Regions from separate parts of the Homo sapiens genome. Here region 1 is linked to region 2. Evidence: chromatin loops called from intact Hi-C (ENCODE). Cell type or tissue: IMR-90. All regions are shown on one strand. Links, peaks and the distances in the headings refer to the core of each region. The heading gives the core; the rest is flanking DNA. Region 1 has its middle 63 kb from the start of LINC02077. Region 2 has its middle 210 kb from the start of LINC02077.

Region 1 (4,410 bases), core at 206-4,205, 140 kb after region 2:
TACCAGTTTTTGTCACCTCTGCCATTGAGAGGAATAACTTTTTTTCATATTTGTGGAGTGAAAATATTAGCCAAAGTCTAGATACTGAGGGCTGTCATTGGCTGAAAGAATTTTTATAAGCAAGAAAAAGAATTTTTTCTTTTGGTTGTAAGCCACAATGATTTCATGTGTCTAAATATAAATAAAGATGCTTCTTAAAGTTCATTTTATGACTGAGGAAAACCAAGTCAAAACTTTTGTGTGTAAATCTCCTTAAACATTTATTACCAATTTCTTATTGAACTTAACCATGATTCTCCTCAGAATCTCCTGTGACAAGTCAAATCTTGAATTATGAAATTGATCAGCTAAAATAATTTAAACATCATTGACATCTCAGGTTAGAGCTGATTTTAAAAAGATAGACTAATTACTAGAAATCTAATTACTAGGATAATTAGATTTAAAATACTAGTTACTAGGATTTTCATAAGGAAAAGAAAAAGGAAACAAATTGAGAATGGTTATTGAAACCTCTTTTCTATTGTAGCATTCAGTTCTGGTCTTCACAGTGTGGTTTCGTAGTAATCATATTTCTTTACTGATAATACTGCTTCATAAAATAATGGGTTGTGCAAAGGTAAAACCATATACCATCTTGTGAAAATGGCTGGGGGTGTTATTCACAGGCAGATCACAAAATAAAGAGAGCTAATTCTCTGTCCTTACTGACTCTTAGAACATTTCTCACAGTGTTTGTAAAAATGTGAATTTTGTATTTATGTTACAATGAACTTGCAAACAAAATAAAGGAGAAAAGTCTTATAATAATGTAAGTGTGAATACAGAAATTCTCAGACACACATGAATATTATCTTTGTGGAGTGCTAAGTAAGGGTTTAACCCAAAATTGATGTAGGAGTGGATATATTTATCATTAAATATGAGGAAATGTTTTTCAGTAAGACTATCCTTTTAATCTCATAGGTGATCTGCTTTCATTTTGGGTAAGGGACAATTCACTATTTATGTGCAAGAAAAGTGATGGCCACAGCCTCCATGAGACCCCAAAAGGATGAGTTCTTAGGAGCAAAGGAATTTGGTAATTACATAAGAGAACTTGTACATTTTAATTGAAAAGAGATTTAAACTATGCCTAGTGAATAAGAAAATCTGATAAATCTTAGAGCTAAAGTGTAGACAGGTAACATGAGGAATGTTGTTAGAGATCATTGTTATGGTACTTGTGAACTTGACCCCAGAGCCACAGAACACTGAGCCCAGTAAAAAATATAGGCAAGGAAACCAATGTTATTCACAAAGGAGGCCTTTTTTGAGTGCTTCCATATGCAAAGTGCTTGATGTACATCATCTCCTTAAAGAGAAGAGCACATTTTACACACTACTTTAGAGCTGGGTGACCTTCGTTCAAGAAACAGCTGACATTTAAAACGCATAGTTTGCCTCAGTGCAGAGAATCCCACACCAAAGAAGCCATTTCCTCAATGCCAAGAATCAGTGAATAACCGAGGAATACAGTGATGCACTGATGCACAAGTGGTGGAGCAGTCAATCCACAGCCGATGGAAGGAATAACTGGGAGCATATCAGTGAACAAACTAGCACGAGGCAACGAGCATGGACCCCAGGAGGCAAAGTGGCAATTCTAAGTGAATGGAATACAGACTCATAGTACAGAGGGTGTTGCCCGGGGATGAACAGAGGAATTGCCCTGAGGCTTAAGTAAAAGTTTGCTTTAAATCAGTGGCTCTGAGCCCTGAATGCTCATTAATATCACCTGGGGAGCTTTCACTTCAACAGTACACCCAAGGCCTCACCAGAGACCAATTAAGCCCAAATTTTCTGAGGGCAGGGCCCAAGCAGCAGTCTATTTAAAAACACTCCAGATGATTACAATATGCAAGTAGAGTTGAGACACATTGCCTTAAAGCTGCTGACCCTACAGAAGAGGCCAAGGAGAGAACATTGCTGGAAATGCTGGGAGGAATTCCTGGCCTTTGGGGCCAAAAGATTTTTGCAATCAAATTTTGACTAGAGATATGACTTCATATGCTTAATTGTGTAATGTTATCTCTTGTTTTCCTGATGTTTATTCTGCTTGCTGAATCAGCAAGACATTTTTTGAAATGCTATAGGCTTCTGTTTATATGATCTAGAGAGAAGACTGGTCTAATAGAAATCAAGGACAGAAAATGCTCCAGTTGGAGTGGATTTGTGATGTTGGCCTCTGCCCTGTTGTAAGATTGCCTGAAATGACTGGGACTGGATTTTCTGTCAAAATGAGTTTTATGGAATTGAGATATGATTAGAAGGCTAGAAAATAACATTAGGAACATATTTCTTGTTCTGTTTCCTTCATATTTCTATATTTCTGTAACTTTTCACTACTCCTAAAGAGAGTAGCTGTTGTATACAAAGAAGCTACTATTATTAGATATTACCTAGTTTTACAGACATAATTTATTATATAATAGTCCTGCTAAATAAATACTGCTATCTTTTTTATGGCATCAAAAACAAAGCCTTAGTGAAATTAAGGTAGTATTTTTTTAAATGTCAAACGTGTTTAGAGTGTGACCAAGAAGTAAAACTCAGGTTTGCTTTAATTCAAAGCCAGTTATTTCAGTAAGTTCAAATTCGTGTGAAATAACTTATCTGATGCCTGATAGTTTGCTAAATGTTTATTTGACTTAAGTAAATAATCTCTTGTGTTTTACTTGTTAGGATGAGAATGATGAATTGATACTGTAATAGTAAGAGACTATCTAAAACCAATGGGAAGGACGTTTGGGGACAGTTTAATTATCTTTTTAATGTATTTTTCTTTGTTTTTTTCTGCAGTTTAATTTGACATGCCTAGATGTAGTTTGTTGACATTTCTTCTCCTTGGTGTTCTGTGAACATACTGGATCTGTGATTGTGTGTCTGACATTAATTTAGGGAAAATTCTCAGTCATTATTTATTCAAATATTACTTCTGTTCCTTTCCCTTTCTCGTCTCATGGTATTGTTATTACATGTATGTTACACTCTTTGTAGTTGTCTCAGAGTTCTTGAATATTCTATTCTGGGTTTTGGGGTTTTGTTTCATTCTTTTAGTCTTTTTCTCTTGGATTTTCATTTTTGGAAGTTTTTATTGACATATCCTTAAGCTCAGAGATTATTTCTCAGCTGTGATGAGTCTATTGAAAGCATTCTTTGTTTATGTTACAGCATTGTTGTGCTGGCAGTATTGTTCCTTTTTTTTTTATCTCTAGCATTTCTTTTTAATTCTTTCTTAGACCTTTCACCTCTTTGCTTACATTATCTATTCTGGCCTTTGTCTCATTCCATGAGAGCTCTTAGCATACGAAAGTTGTTTTAAACTCATGTTCTGATAATTCCAATATCCCTGATAGATCTGTGTCTAGCACTTATGCTTGCTATGTCAGTTAAAAAAAATTTTTTTTTTGCCTTTTAGTATTCCTTGCATTTTTTTTCTTTGAAAGGGGACATAATATACTTGGTTGAAGGAACCAAGTAAAAGGAATGTTGTAAAAAGCCTTTAGTATGTACCCTAAAACTTAAAGTATAATAATAATAAAATTTTAAAAAACAGATCAATCATGAAAATAAGTTCACAAAATTAAAAAAAAAAGGCCTTCAGTAATGTAGTGGTAAGGGGTGGAGAGAGGGAAAATGTTCTGTAGTCTTATGATTAGGTGTCAATCTTTTAGTCAGCTTTAGCCCTTGGGCTGTGAACTTCACAAGCAGTTTTCAGTTCTTTCTTTACTTCCCCCCACTCCCGCCCCCCACTCTTAGGTAGTACAGAATAACTAGAGAGGGCTAGTGTTGGATATTTATTTTTCCACAGGCTGATTAGGCTCTGGTAAAATCCCAGTAGTTTAAGCTCTAGTAAGAAACTGTTTCCTGAGGGCAGGCTTTGTTAAGAAAACCAGGATACTCTGGTATATTTCAATGGTTACTTTTTTCCCCTCTTTGTGCTGGAAGTATGAAGGGGATTCGTCTCCAATATTTACTGTGAGAACCTGGTAGAGCTCCCAGAGGGAAAACTCACAGAAGTGTAGGGGACCTCTCATAACTGGTGCCCCTGGAGTTTTTAACTCCTGGATTTGACCACAGTGAGTCTACAATAAATGGTCAATCACTAGTTGAGGTTTTCCTATCCACGCAGCTAGTTGTTCATGCAGGGGTTTCTGCTCGTGTAAGTTATGATTCTCTCCGTCTACCTGTCTCTCCAGCTTTAGGAGCAGTGGTTTGGCCTACAACCTCACTTATCTGAGGAATCTAAGAAGAGGTGTTGATTTTTCCATTTGTTTGGCTTTTTACTTGCTGTTAGTATGGGGTGGTGACTTCGAAGCTCCTTACATGCTGGACCAGAAACTGGAATTCTCTTTAGTATATTGTTGT
Region 2 (4,410 bases), core at 239-4,238:
TATTTGTCAATTTTCCAGAGGTAATAAAAAATCCCAAAATCTCACTGGCTTATCACTCAAACATTTTTTTTTTTTCATTCACATTAATTATCCTGACTGCTTTACTTTGGTTGTTGTTATCTCTGTTCAGCTCAGATCCAGGACCTGGGATGTAGAGTCCCCTGTATGCAGAGCATACCAGCTCTCTTTTTGGAAGCAAAGTAGTAACTTTGATATTTAAGCTTCTGCTGGAAAGCAGCTTAAATTATCTCTGCTCACATACATTGGCCTAAGAATATAAAGTGGTAAATCCAAATTCAAGGGCCTGAGGAGGTATTCTCCTACAGAAAGAATAGAAATGAATTTTTACATGCAATATACAATCTGACATGAAAACTAGGTTGATCTCCATTTTATATCACCTCTAAAAAATAAAAATTGTTTTTATTATGGGCAGAGATGCCTTTCCAGAGATTAATTAAAATGTCACATTCAGTTGAAACAAGTTAAAATCGTAAGAGCTAACATTTACTGTCTTTTCTAAATTCTAGGACTATTTTAGAAATTTATAGGTATTATTTCACTGATGAGTTAGGCATTATTATATCTATTATACAAAAGCAGAGAAACAAGCTCTGAGTGATTTAGTGACTTACCCTCTGTGGTACGGTTAATTAGAAGAAGACAGAATCTAGACCTAGGTGTGTCTGACAACACAAACCATAATTTTCACCACTATGCAACTATGCCTGTCAAAGTCACACCCATCCAAAATGGGTTTCAATTGGAAAACCACTGTAAAAATAACTACAGTATGAATAATTTTCATAAAATAGGCCATAAAAACTAATATTGTAATCTTAAGATATGTCTATAAATCATGAATTGAAAAAGAAAAAATGGTTAGAGTGTTTTGGTCTGGATTAACAGGCTTACACATCTGCAAATCTCCTACCAGTTGGAAAATGGCACATGTATAGTAAATAGCTATAGCTATAAATCCAAACCATCTGCAGTTTGCAAAATGGTATTTAGACCAAGAAAGAAAAAATAAGAAAAGAAAGACACTGTATCACAGCAATATTTTTCAATAAAGTTGCCAGATTAGTATTTCCTTTTGGTCACTATTGCCTGAAACATTTGTTTTTACATTTAACATCTGTATTTTTTTTATAGAAAGTAATCGTTTAATTAATCAAATAGGTCTTTTAAAGAGACAGCATAATCTGTTTTGATTCTTTTATTCTTGGGTAAAATCTTGGATACATGTCATTTTCACTGCTCTCAATTTCTATTTGTATATTTCAGTCTATTCTAAGTGAAAGCAAGCACTTAAATGCACTATCAAATTGAAGATAGATCCTCAGGAAAAGTGGTCTCATTTACATGCAGCTTATAGTGCTTTTTGTAAGAACATGTTTGACTTTGCACTTTTCCTTGGTAGCAAATGGAAACAGAATAAATGTAGTGTGCAGAATTCAGTTGACAGCTTAAAAACCTTAATAGCATTTGGGTCTTTTTATGCTATATATTCCTAACAATGCAAATTTTCAGGGGAGTAAAATCTCTGGTATTTTAACGAAAGGCATTTGCATGATTTCAGATTTCAAAAAAAAGTTCCTGTGACATATCCAGAATATAGAAAAGATATTTTAAAATAAAAGATTACATATTTAGTTCTTATTCAATTAAATTCAGGTAAAAATTGATTATTTGGAAATGTACATGTGAAAGGTGAAAGGAATAGTTTTTTTTTTTTTTAATAAAGAATCTCTGACCTATTGGATGGAAAATTACTTAGGGATTTCATAAGAAAATAATACATAATGACATTTTCTTTGTTAAAGATAGACATATAAAACATTTTATCTATAAATAATTAAAGCTAAAAAAGAATGTCTTTTAAAATACAGAAAACAATTACAAATGAACTTTAGCTTTCCGTTGTGAAATAGTTACAAGAATAAGTTCAAGCTCACTGTAAATTCCAGTTCTTATCTACAGGATATGATGTAAAGACATTGACATGAAATCATGTAAACAATTATATGTAAATGTCTCATCATGAGCTTAATTGAAACCAGACATCATTTTACAGCAGACATTTTGACTTGCCTGTGACTGCACATGAAATCTTGGCTTGGAGTACCTTAAAATCACCACTTGATGATGAAACCAGACTCAGTGCCCTTATCAATCTCAGGTTTTATATGAGAATCTGTTTGAGCAATGGTTTTCAGATCTGTAAAAGTTGACTGCAATCACATAAATATTCTTGACTTCCTCTGGAAGATGTCTATTAATTTTAAAGAAAAATGACCAATATTTTTTAAGTGAACACTAGTAATCACAAAAGCAACTTTGGTTTTGGAGCCACCTTAATTCCTTTGTGGATTGGAAGTGGAGAAGGAGAGATATCAGTGTTTTGTTTGTAAATAATAAAATAGTCTTTACTTTTGGAGAGCTGATAGTAATTTCATCAGTTCTAATATCTTTCGTCAACTCCCTTTTACTCTCAAAAGTTGCTGGTTACACACCTGATTTTGAACACTTTATTACAGAGAGTGGCATAGATTATTTTCTCAACCATACTATTCTGCCTCAAGTTTATTTCATTCTTATCAGCACTGTCAAATTGTGGTTCTCTTTGATTATGTGCATTCATAATGATTCCACTATTATTATATATGATCCTGTAAATGTGAGTGAGGTATGGAAGTATTTCAAACCATTTCAAATAATTGCCATAATATGTCCCCAGAGTTGGCAATTTTTGGGTTATAAAAAACAAATAATTATGGCATTAAATGTGCTTTTTAAAACCTTCTGGATATTATTGTAAATTCACATGCAGTTATAATTATACAGACAGACAGATTCTGTGCACCTCTTACTCAGTTTCCCTCACTAATAGCAGCTTGCAAAATTATAGTACAATATTACAACCAGAATATCAACATTTGTATAATCTACCATTTTTTCTTTGATTTCTCCAATTTTACTTGTATTTGTTTAGCTTTTTCATTCTGTGAGCAATTTTATCACGTGTGAGTCCATGCATCCACGACCACATCAAAATACAGAATTGTTCCACTGCCACAAGGATTCCTCCTGTTACTCTTTCAAAACCAAACATCCTGCCCCCATCCACCCCCTCCCTTAACCCTTGGCAACCACTGTCAATTCTCCATTGCTGTAATTTTGTAATTTCAAAACTGTGATATAAATGGAATCAGCAAATAGGAACAGTTTTATTTCTTTCTAATCTGAATGCCTTTATTTGTCATTGCCTTGTTTCAGTGGCTAGGACTTCAATACTATTTTTAATAAAAGGATTGAAAGAAGACATTCTTGCCTTGTTCTGATCATAAAGAAAATGCATTCAATGTTTTAAATCTTATACTATATTAGTAGGGGTTCTAAAGAGAAACAGAACCAATGGAATATATATACATATATATCCTCTGGGTATAAATATATATTACCATATATTTATATATTATATTTATCATATTGAATATTTATATATTATTTTATATCAGGCAAATAATTTATATTTCTATATTTAATAATTTATATATTATTTATATTTCAATATTTAATAATTTATATATTATATATTATGTATTTTTATAATACATAATATATAATGAGATTTATTATAAGGAATTGGCTCATGTAATTATGGAGGCGAGAAGTCCTATAATTTGTTGTCTGCAGATCGGAGACCCACAAGAGCCTGTGTTGTAGCTTGAAGGCCTGAGAGCCGGAGAACTAACAGTATAGATTCCAGCCTGAGTCTAAAAATCTGAGAAGCAGGAGCACCAAAGGCAGGAGAAGATCAGTGTCCCAGCTCAAACAGGCAGAGGGAGAGTGAACCCAATCTTTCTCTACCTTTCTGTTCTATTTGGATCCTCAGTAAGTTGGATGATCTACATCCACACTGAGGAGGTCTATCTGCTTTGCTCAGTTTACAAATTCAAATGCTAATATCTTCCATAATCACTCTCACAGACATACCCAGAATTAATGTTTAACCAAATACCTGGCATCCTGTGGCCTAGTCAAATTGACACAAAATTAATCAACATATTTACCATTAAGTCTCATGTTCGCTGTGGGTTTGTCATATATGCCCTTTATCAGGCTAAGCAAGTTTTCTTCTAATGCTAGTTTTTGGAGTAATTTTATCAAGAAAACAATGTTGAGTGTGTCAAATGACTTTTCTGCATCTTTTGGGATGATCATGTGGTTTTTTTGCCTTTTGTAGTATTGATGTGGTACATTAATTGGCTTTTAAATGTTCCACAAACCTTGTATTTTGGGGATAATTCTCACTTGGTCATGAGATATAATCTTTTTTATATGCTAAAATTGTTTTGCTAGCATTTTGTTGAAACTTGTGGATCTAATTTACTGAAAGTTATTGGT

The links. A loop is a pair of places that touch in the nucleus more often than their neighbours do. Peaks named below come from ENCODE experiments on the same cell type or tissue, not always from the same donor. Only the 100,000 strongest peaks of a DNase experiment are listed, where the experiment ranks them.
Region 1: it touches region 2 in a loop (2.7-fold over the local background); 1 of 110 quality-filtered maps calls a loop at or near these places.

The regions. Positions count from the first base shown.
Region 1 is chr3:78,110,086-78,114,495 of GRCh38, reverse strand. No RefSeq gene overlaps it. Among named protein-coding and RNA genes, the nearest start is that of LINC02077, 63 kb to the right of the region's middle. RefSeq lists an enhancer at 1,475-1,976. In IMR-90, for the core only: no CTCF peak of the experiment used is centred there; no DNase peak of the experiment used is centred there; H3K27ac peaks cover 461 bases.
Region 2 is chr3:78,253,271-78,257,680 of GRCh38, reverse strand. No RefSeq gene overlaps it. Among named protein-coding and RNA genes, the nearest start is that of LINC02077, 210 kb to the right of the region's middle. In IMR-90, for the core only: no CTCF peak of the experiment used is centred there; a DNase peak (open chromatin) is centred at 2,040; H3K27ac peaks cover 1,007 bases.